Linked DNA regions of Mus musculus: region 2 is linked to region 1. Evidence: chromatin contacts called from ENCODE POLR2A ChIA-PET data. All regions are on one chromosome and are shown on one strand. The core of a region is the stretch at or near the end of the contact, and the rest is flanking DNA. Distances in the headings are between cores, read along the strand shown. Region 1 holds the start of E130018N17Rik (RIKEN cDNA E130018N17 gene). Region 2 holds the start of Mocs3 (molybdenum cofactor synthesis 3).

Region 1 (5,484 bases), core at 1,318-3,817:
TCACTTGCCAGCTGCCATCCACCACATGTAGCTCAGGCTAGCTTCAAACGCATAAAGACACCCCCCCCCAACCCCCCGCCTCTGCATCCTGAGTGTTGACACAGAGAAACCCTGTCTCAAAAAACAACAACAGGGCTGGTGAGATGGCTCAGTGGGTAAGAGCACCCGACTGCTCTTCCAAAGGTCCAGAGTTCAAATCCCAGCAACCACATGGTGGCTCACAACCATCTGTAACAAGATCTGATGCCTTCTTCTGGAGTGTCTGAAGACAGCTACAGTGTACTTATATATAATAAATAAATAAATCTTTAAAAAAAAAAAAAACAACAACAACAACAACAAAAGAACATTTGGAAAGTATATAAACATACTTGGAACTTGGACGGAAAAGCTTCTGCCCGCTAAAAGGAAGCATTGTCCTTGTCTCAGACCAAAGGGACTTCAGGTCCTGCATTAACATATACCTGTGGTTCAATTAGCATATCAAGGCCTGTGCTGACCCACTTCTAGGCTCCTTCAATCTCCACGCAACAAATCCCTGTTATACACTTCAAAGTCCTCCATCCCAGATTACAAGTTCCCTCCTCCCAGGTTCTCCTTAAAACCCTGGAAACACCCGCCGCTGCCGCCGCCACCACCGCCGCCGCCATCGCCACCACCACCGTGTACACGCAGTTGCTTCTCTGCTGGAGAGAGAGAGAGAAACTTCTTCGTCTGGAATAAATGTTTTTCTTTAAGCTTGAGCGACTACTTTGGGTTCTTTACTGCATCCATTTCATTCATCTGCTGCCAAAACCTGAGACGAGTCTTGCTCTTTTCCTTTTTTATTTCTTCTCTTCATTCAGTGTGCTTTGGGGAATCATGTAGTGTCCTAGGCTTGGTGGCAAGTGCCTCTTACTGGCTGAACCGTCTTGCCAGCCCGGTTTTTGGTTTTCTGTTGTGTTGATACAGGGTCTCACAGAGCCCAGGCTGACCCTGAACTCTCTCTGTGTAGTTACAACTGACCTCCTGCCTTCCTTTCCCTCCTGGTATTGGGGTGTCGGGGTATCAGGCCTACAGTCTCACAGCTGAGCCTATGTTTTGAGAAGACTCTTGTCCCTGCCCTGGAGTTTACCCATCAGGCTAGGCTGGCCAGCCAGTGAGTCCTGGGTCTGCCCGTCTCCTCTCCGCAGTTCCGGGATTACAATAGTGCCATCACTACCAACTGGTTTAATTTTTAGACAAGAGGCTCCTATGTGCCAGGCTGGTCTTGAGATTGCTATGTCACTGAGGGTGACTTTAAGCTCCTGAACCCCCTGTTTTACTTGCCTCGTACAAGGTCATACTTGGTTGCACACCCTGCTTTTGAAATTCGGGGTCAAGGGACAGAGCTCAGGTGCTCAGGCTCCTTAGGCAAGGCCGTTACCTACTGAGCTTGAAGCTCAGGGTTCCTTCTGGAAATTACCACAGATAGCTCAGAGGAGACAGGGTGGACCCCTTGGCCTTGGGCCACTATCCACAGCCATCTTCCATCTGATAACCCAGGACAGACATCGGGCCTTCAAGGGGCATCTGGCTGTGTTGGACAGCTTCCAGGTTGTCACTCCTGGGTTGGATGCTCTTGGGATCCCAGGAGTAGAGGCAGGTTCCATTAATCATGTCACCATACAAGCCCCAGACATCAGAGGACGACACAGATTTGCGAAAAGGAAATTTTGAGTGTGTCCCCACCAAATAAGTTGGGGTGCTTCTCATTATGCCTACACAAACACCCCACCACCACCAAATAAAAACGTCTCACGGTCATAATGAGAATCCAACTGACTCTCCCCAAAGCTTTAACATGAACACAACCATCTGAAAACACAGGTCAGGGCCAATGAGATGGCTCAGTGAGTACAGGTGCTTGCTGCTAAGCCTGACAAATGGTTCCACCATCCTAGGGACTCACATGGTGGAAAGATCCAATGCCCATAAACTGCTCTCTAAGCCAGACAGGGTGGTGCTTACCTTTAATACCAAAATTTGGCAAGAAGAGGCAAGTGACCACCCTGGTCTACAAAACAAGAGTTCCAACCCAGTTGGTCTTACACAAGATTCTCCAAAAAACCAACCAACCAAACAAACAAACAAAACAAAACAAAAACCCAGAAACAATTTGACCTCTTGTACTCTGACCACTACAGGTATGCTTGCTGCCTTGGCATGAGCGTGTACACACACACACACACACACACACAAAAGCATGATTGTGTAGGAGGCTGGGTGCTGGGGAGGTGTGGGACTCGGCCTCCATCTTTGCTTCGGTATTAGCCATCTGTCATGCGGCGTTTTTACCACCAGGACTGCTGAAGGCAGGAAGAGAAAGAAGCCGGTTCAGAGCTGCCAGCAGGCGCCTGGAACCTCCCCTGGCTGCTTTGTGTTTCAGCAAGAGCCCTCCCAGCTCCAGCCAGGCAGGCTCCTCCCCATGGCCCTCCTGGGGCCCCCCGCTGGGGGAGGAGGCCCAGCTAAGCCTCTCTCCTGCTGGCTGGGGGTGGGGAAGGGAGGGACTCCAAGCCTAGCACCCAAGGACGACCCCTACAGGCCAGCCAGGGCAGGGCAGCATTCCCTACAGCCGCCATTTCTTCTCTGTCAGCTCTCTGCTGTCAGACAGAGAGCCAAACAGAGCTGGAAGGTCAGATATCTCTGGAATGTATTGAGCACCTACTGGGTGCACAACCTTGAGGAAGAGCACGTGCCCTCTGCAGGTACTGGAAATGTAACTGGGTAGATGGTAGCCGAGGGATCCTACCCAGGGTCCCTCTGGGACTTCATAGCTGGGGTCAGATCCTTTCGCCCACGTGTCACCATGGGTAGGACAGAGGCTATGGTCCACCCAGACAGAACACAGGCAGGGAGAGGGACACTGTGAGGTCTTTGAGCCTAGAGCTCCTTCCTTGTAAAGTGGAGTCACCTGTCTCTGGAGTTTTTATAAGACGTCAGAATCAGGGGCCAAAGCTAAGAGCTGGGAAGTCTGGGCTGGAGCTAGTACAACCTGATGGACAGATGTCCCTCATTCTATGCATCTGATCTCAGAGGCCTCTGAAGGGGCAGAGCCAGGGGCAGGAGGATTAGGAGTTAAAGGTCATCTCTAGCTAATCTGAGGCTGACCTGAAACTTCTGATCTTCCTGCCTCTTCCTCCCAAATGCTGGGATTACAGGAGTGTACCAGTATACCCAGGCTAAGCCTTGCTGCGGGGCCAACATGCAGCCTGGTCTACATGCCAAGTTCTGGGCCAGCCAGGGCTGCAAAGCAAGACCTTGTTTCAAAAATAAAAAAATGTCTGACGTCCAGCTTTTTCCCAAACAGGAGAATCTGTTCCCGTCTCCCTGCAGTTCCGTCTCATGCCTGCTCTGCTGTGGGCAAAGTGTCCCTTCTGCCACCAGGGCCCCTGACTAGTTTTCCTGGGACCACCTGGCCTCCTGGTCTCTTCTAGCCCTGCTGGATTAAGGTGAAAAGCCAGTCTAGGCCACCATAGCCAGACTGCCTGCTGCATGGACAGCCTCTGCCCTGAGTCCTGGATCCTTCCTTCACTGGAAAGTACCTCTCATGGAGAAAATTCATCAAGGTAAAACCTCATGAACAAGATGTTTTGGCTTGGCAGGAAACAAACAGTGGTTAACAACAAATTAGTGAGCTACTGAGCCTCTGGGCACATGGCGCTGAGGGCAGACCCAGGTTGGCTGCAGACATCAGCTATGGTCTCCTGCAGACCTGAGGGGGCACAGGCCTGGCTCAAAGCTCCCTTCACACGGACTGGAACAGTCTTCAGGTGGGATGCTCTTGTGTGCGGCTTAAGCTCTGGCCTGCTCCTCAGGCTCCGTTCCCCAGAGCCCTGCTCCACTGACCTAAGGCTGGGTTTCTTTTCTCTCCTTTGATTGGACAAGGGGCCCAAACTCCTGAAGTGGGGCTTTCAAGGAGCCCAGAGCTCAGCATGAAATATTTTCAACTGAAGAACAATCCTAGGAGCAAAAGCCTCCTTTGGGGGGTGGGGTGCACCCAGGTGCCCTCCTCAGCTCCCAGGTAAGTCTCTGAATGTTGCCACCAACACTGAAGAAGTCTCTACTTCTGCCATACCCAGCCTGTCTGGCAGGAGGGGACACATTCTAAAGAGACACTCATGACCCTCTCTTTAGCTTTCAGTCTAGTGGAAAAAAATGGACCCCAAGAAATGAAAAGTTCCCCAGTATTCTCCTGGTGAGAGAATAAATGCCTGGAGCCTTGGGGACAACCTGAGGGGAACTGGTCACCCAGAAGATTAACAACTAATCCCATGACCTTGGAACTGAACTGAGGAGGTAACAGACAGGGTCAGGCCTTGACTAAGGAGTTATGCAAATCTCTTATTATTTAAGCCCCACCCTCGGTCAGGATCCCTAAGGATTTGGGAACTCCCTGGATCTCTGGGTATCCTTCTGTTGCAGCCACACTAAGTAAAGTTCCTTTTTTGCTATTCACTATACATTAGCTACTTTATTTGGCTTATTGAGGTCTGGTGTCCCAAACCTGGCAGGCTGTGGCCCCAAGCCCGGTAACCCTGCTATAAAACCCTCTAAGGCACCCCACTGTCCTTAGATTAATACTAAACTCCCTGTGACTCTGGCCCTACTCACTTGGCTCCCCCACCAACATTCACCTCCTGCCACCTCGCAAGCTCTGTGCTCAGCTGCACCTGCACGCCTTTGCACAGACAGGCTAAGCGTAACCCCGACCTCTGATTTACCATCCCATTCTGTGTCCCCCACCTTTCCCACAAGCCGCCCCTAGTGCCCTAAAACCAGATTGGATCCCTGCAGACAGAACTACCACTGAATCGTCGTCTTAGAATCTGTTTATTCCCTGTATCCTCCCAGACCTAAGTTTCCAAGGTACCATAGACTAAGAACAGGGTTCCCAGAGCCCAGCTGTGTGACCTTGGGCCAGTTACTTAACCTCTCTGTACCTCCATTTCAAGCGGAATACACACAGCACATATCTTGAGAGAGGGACTAGTAAGATGAGAATCAGAATGAGCCTGGCTTTGTCCCCTGCCACTGTCATGGCTTGTCACCCACAACTAAGGGCTGAGGGCTGAGTCTGTCTTGGGTCACCCTGTCTCCTGCCCAGAGCTGGCCTTTCAGATCTTTGATGTCTCTAACTCTATGCTTGGAGGCCCATTCAACCTCAGGCAGAAGAGAGATTGTCCTCTGAACACCACATGCACTGTGGAACACATGTACCCCTCCCACACACATACACATATATACTCACACTCATACATACACACACACACAAATAAATGTAATACAAAATTTACCTTTTTTTTTTTTTTTTTTTTTTTAGTTTTTTGAGACAGGCAGGGTTTCTCTGTGCAGCCCTGGCTGTCCTGGAACTCACTTTGTAGACCAGGCTGGCCTCGAACTTAGAAATCTGCCTGTCTCTGCCTCCCAAGTGCTGGGATTAAAGGCGTGCACCATTACTGCCCG
Region 2 (5,031 bases), core at 2,383-4,882, 76 kb before region 1:
ACCTTCATTCTGCTTGGTCTACCAGGTAGTTTCTGACACTGCTTTTAAAAAATTACTTGCAATCACCAGTTCATCCAAATAGCAGGGAGGTCTGTCATGGGGGCAAATGATTGTCACTGAATTTCAAAGCCGGCCTGGACTGCACAGAAGACCCTGCTTCAAAAGTAAATATAGGACTAGGACACAAGGCCATGCAGGTGTGGTATTCCCGGTTATAGTCACAGCACCCCTGCTCCAGAGCCCTGCTCATCAGCCCGCTATGCTGGTCAGTGCACCTGTTCAGTGAGTTAAAGTGTCTCACAGCTGAAAGTAATGTCTGGCCTAGCTTTACACACACACACACACACCTACCTCTCAATGCTTGCAAACTGGTGACTCTGGCCTGCAGAGGGCTAGCTGTTTTTATGCTTTTTCTAAAAAATTGCCAGACACTGCTACTTGAGCTGCTTCCATGGTCTCTGCTTCTCTTAAGAAACAAAGGCCTGTGTCCAGAGAGGTGGCTTAGCACTGACTGTTCTTTCAGGGGAATGCATCAGCCTCTATTCTCAACACCCTTTCGGCAACTGTGCGCTTTGCTGTCTTCAGGAAGCAGGGTGGGTTGCCCACCTGCTCACCAAACTGTTTTCTGGTACTGGAGATGAATTCCAAGCCTTTCTGCTGCTAGGCAACTGCTCTGCCACTGACCAACACACCCAGCTCCCTTTTTTAGATTTTAATATGGGTTTCCTTTAGTTGGCCAGGCTGACCTTGGATTTAACTCTGTAGCTCACACAGGCCTAAACTTGTGATCCTCCTGCCTCAGTTAAATAGCTGGGAAGACCGACCTTCACCAGTAGGGTTGGTCAAACTGTTTACTATGCAAATAAACATAAAAATGCCTACATAAAAAATGCTGGCTGGGCGTGGTGGCCTTTGATCCCAGCAGAGGCAGGCGGATTTCGAGAGCACCTTTAATCCCAGCAGAGGCAGGCGGATTTCTGAGTTCAAGGCCAGCCTGGTCTACAGAGTGAGTTCCAGGACAGCCAGAGCTATACAGAGAAACCCTGTCTCGAAAAACAAAAACAAAACAAAACAAAATGCTGCAATAGAGTACACTGAGTCAAAGAGAAAGACAAAGGGATGGAGCAAAAGGCTGAAACTTAGGACTGGAAAATTCCAAAGCAGGCCCACAACGTAGTTAAACCAATGCCACGTGTTATCGGCCAGAGCACAAGCCAGTGGCTCTCAACCTTCCTAAAGCTGCAGCCCTTTAATAGTTCCTCAAGTTATGGTGACCCCCCACCCAACCACAAAAGTTATTTTTATAGCTATTTCATAACTGTGATTTTACTATTGTTATGAATCATAATTTAAATATCTGTTCTCCAATTATCTTAGGCAACCTTGTGAAGGGGCCATCTGACCCCCATGGGGTCTCGACCAAGAGGTTGAGAACCACTGGTATAGCCGAAGGCAGAGACTGGAGCTAAGTACAAGAAAAATGCTAGCAACTTCTGAGGGAAGCTGATGGACACATGTTGCTAAACTGTCAAGACTGCACTCTGAACTCTCAATCGGTTCTACAACAATCAACTTCCAGATAATGAAAATGCTACCCATGTTAAGTATTTTTAAGGGGTATATATAGCCTATCATTTGAAGTAGAATTAAGACTCAATATCTTTTTAAAAACGTTTTTTCTTATATTTTAAAACTTTATGTTTTGACTGCATGCATATCTGTACACCAAGACCCTGCCCGGAGCTGGAGGAGTCGAGGAGACAGCATATGATGTCCATGGAAATGGAGTTGCAGAGCCAACTCATGAATTCTGGGAGTCAAACCAGGATGTCCCGCCCCCATGGGGTAGGGGTGGGGGGTAGCCCGAGTTAAGCCATCTCTGCAACCTCACAAAGAAGACCTTAATTTAAAAATAGGATGAATGTAAGTGATTAATTCAGTTGTAAAAGCTGCATCTTAACTGTTTAATCTCAGTTTAATCTGACCGGGTGGGAAACAAAAAATCCTGTCGTACCAAGTCACATGTTGAAGGTGCTGCACAAGTGCCCAAAAGTAGCTCTCAGAGGCAATGCTATCCTCTTTTCTCAAAAAGCTCCTTGGGGGGGGGGGGGGGGGAGGTCTCCGTTTATTTATTCGGAGACCGTGAATCCAGGCTCTTCCCTACATTATTTTGTAAAGCTCGAATAGATTCTTCAGGTATCACAACCGTCATCCACACGAATCACATGCTGTCCTCTCAGTACTGTGGAAATGTCCCATCAATTTTGGCGGCCCAGGCCATGAGTCCCCCCACGATGTCCTGAACAGTTAAAGAGTCTAACTCCGGCACTGCCGTTAAGGACTGCAGGACCTTCACAGCTTTCTGGGAGTCGTTTCCCAGTTTGCAAATCACATACACCGGGAGAGCAACCCCTTCCTGCGACTCCTGCTTCCCTTTCCGGAGGGCAGCCCCTAAGAGTTTCAGGCTGTCCGCATCCCTGCGTTCCAACTGACTCAAAGGGATGTGGAGAGAGTGCGGCAGGCGACAGATGTCCACCTCTACTTGAGGCCGGACGTCCAGCAACACATGGGGCGCCCCGGAATCCAGAAGCCGCTTGTAGTCGGTCACAGAAATCCGCTCCTCGGGGCACAGCAGCTTCAGGGCGCGGCACTTGTCGGTGGCCGAGGAGCCGCAGAAGGCCTCGTAGTCCTGCAGGCGGGTCACGGTGGGCTGCTGCCCGCACACGACGCAGTCAGGCCGGCGGCGCCGCAGCCGGATCCGGCGGAAGTGGCCCCCGAGGCCGTCGAAGAGCAGCATGCTGCCGCTGTAGGAGGAGCCGAGGCCGGCGGCGATCTTGAGCACCTCGAGGGCCTGCGCGCAGCCTAGCACGCCGGGCACCGCTCCGAGCACGCCGCCGTCTGCACAGTTGGTCACTGTCTCCGGCGGGGGCGGCCGCGGGAACACGCAGCGGTAGCACGGCCCGCCGTCGTGGTGGTAGACGGTCATCTGGCCCTCGAAGCGCAGCGCGCTGGCCGACACTAGCGGCCGGCCGGCCAGCACGCACGCGTCGTTCACCAGGTAGCGCGTGGGCACGTTGTCGCAGCAGTCTGCCACCACGTCGTAGCCGCGGACCAGGTCGAGCGCCCAGTCCTCGGCGAGCGCGCGCGGGTACGCCACGCACTCCACCGCCGAGTTGAGACGGCGCAGCGCCGCGGCCGCCGAGCGAGCCTTGCTCTCGCCGGCCTGCGCCTCCCCGTGCAGGACCTGGCGGGCCAGGTTGCTCGTCTCCACCACGTCGTGGTCCACCAGCCCCAGCCTGCCTACGCCGGCCGCCGCCAGGTACTGCGCCAGCGGGCAGCCCAGCCCGCCGCAGCCCACCACGAGCACCGCCGCCGCCGCCAGGCGCAGCTGCCCGCGCACGCCCAGCTCCGGCAGCAGTAGCTGGCGGCTGTAGCGGAGGATCTCGTCCCGCGACAGCGCGGCCCGGGGCGCCAGCGGCGGCGGCGGGACCCGGAGCGGACGCTCGGGCTCCGGCTCGGCTGTCAGGGCCGCGGCCAGCCTCCGCTTGAGCGAAGCTAGCTCTTCCTCCCGCCGGGTGATTTCAGCCTGTAAGGCAGCTACGTCCTCCGGGGCAGCCATGACAGCCTCTTCCGGAAAGAGCCGGGAAGGGACTTCCGTTTCCGGTTGCCTGTCTCTTAGCGACTGGAAAACGAAGACGCTTCCTGGCCCTTGAAAGTGAAACGAATGGGTTTTTATCCGGGGAAGCCGTCACGATTGGCTTGAAACGGTCACCATATCTGGAAGTTTCCCGGGGACCACACTGGGACGTCGGAGCGCCGAGCCTCCCCCATGCTCCGAGATTTGGTACGGCCCGTGTCGGATGACGTAAGTCCGCTTCCGGCGCCTCTCGCAGAGCCGTCATGGCTTCCACGGGGGCGAGTCGCAGTCTTGCTGCGTCTCCGCGGCCGCCGCAGGGCCGCTCCTCGCGACAGGACAAGTACTCGGTGCTGTTGCCCACCTACAACGAACGGGAGAACCTGCCGCTCATCGTGTGGCTGCTGGTGAAGAGCTTCTCCGAGAGGTAGAAGGGGCTTCTCGCGCGGGGGCCGGGAGCCGGCCGCGGGCTGCAGGTCGGCGGTTGGCTGCGCGAGGAGACCCCCGGAGGCCCGGTCTCCGCTCCCTCCCGAGCCTGCTCGCGGCTTTCCCCAGCGGGGAGAACCGAGGAGCACAGCCCCGCGTCTTTCTCCTTCCTGCTCAGGTCTCTAGCGAGTCCGGTGTCTATCTGTTGACAGATCGCGCTGGCCTGCGTCCCCGGCCTGTTCTCTCTAAAGGGCTAACTTAACTTCTTTTTGACTTCGGGGCGAGGAGGTATGACCTCATACCTCTGGGCGGTCAGGATCCGCCGCCGGAGCCGGGAGTCCCGAGCCAGCGTTCTCCCCATCGCCTTGGGGCCGAGCGCTTACGTAAGCTTGTTGTTTGCGCTGTCAGAGAACTGCTGATGAGCTGGCAGGGAGCGAGCATCTTCGCCGAGTTTGATTAGGAACCCGGGCTTATTTGTGTGTTGTTTTGAAAAACACGGGGCCTTTCGCTTTGTTAGGCAGAGCCCTAGCTCTTAGGAACAAGAATTTTGATAGTGAAAGTGTTACGCATTTAAGAAAAAAAAAAAAAGGTCTCCGAACTAAACAGTAAATAAAATGCCTCCTGATGGCAGTGGCAGGACGGAGTCAGTACTTTACGGCCAGATGAGTGTCATGCTGTGATGATCATGGGCGATCTTTTACTGTCAACCTACAGAACGGGATTTTGCAGGAGTAGGATGGCGTAGCAGTGCGCTGTTTTAGACAGTGCGTCAGAAGAACACAGATTGTTTCCAGAGCTTTTTGTTTGTTGGTTGGCTTTTGCTTCTCAAACGACAATGAGGACGCTGTGCCCATATTTTCTAATAGCAAGAAAAAAATACTTGATCCCAAGCTATGCACTACAAGGGATACGTTTGCAAACGAGTTGTACCAAGTCCGAGGGCAGCTAGGGCTATATTAGCAGCCTCTGTC

The links. ChIA-PET counts read pairs that join two places held with the same protein, here RNA polymerase II (POLR2A).
Region 2: POLR2A ChIA-PET joins it to region 1 with 15 read pairs in embryonic stem cell. The contact joins the promoter of Mocs3 here to the promoter of E130018N17Rik in region 1. POLR2A ChIA-PET finds 5 or more read pairs at or near these places in 4 of 5 experiments (Patski and embryonic stem cell).

Annotation. Positions count from the first base shown.
Region 1 is chr2:168,151,596-168,157,079 of GRCm38, reverse strand. E130018N17Rik (RIKEN cDNA E130018N17 gene) reads left to right here and starts at 2,567. Exons shown (of 2, transcript NR_040327.1): 1 at 2,567-2,726; 2 at 3,329-4,477.
Region 2 is chr2:168,229,223-168,234,253 of GRCm38, reverse strand. It overlaps Mocs3 (molybdenum cofactor synthesis 3), which reads right to left and starts at 3,632. Exons shown (of 1, transcript NM_001160330.1): 1 at 1,951-3,632. The coding sequence starts at 3,619. The coding sequence ends at 2,237. Dpm1 (dolichol-phosphate (beta-D) mannosyltransferase 1) reads left to right here and starts at 3,875. Exons shown (of 9, transcript NM_010072.4): 1 at 3,875-4,061. The coding sequence starts at 3,901. It overlaps Gm20716 (predicted gene 20716), which reads left to right and starts at 3,875. Exons shown (of 12, transcript NR_132310.1): 1 at 3,875-4,061.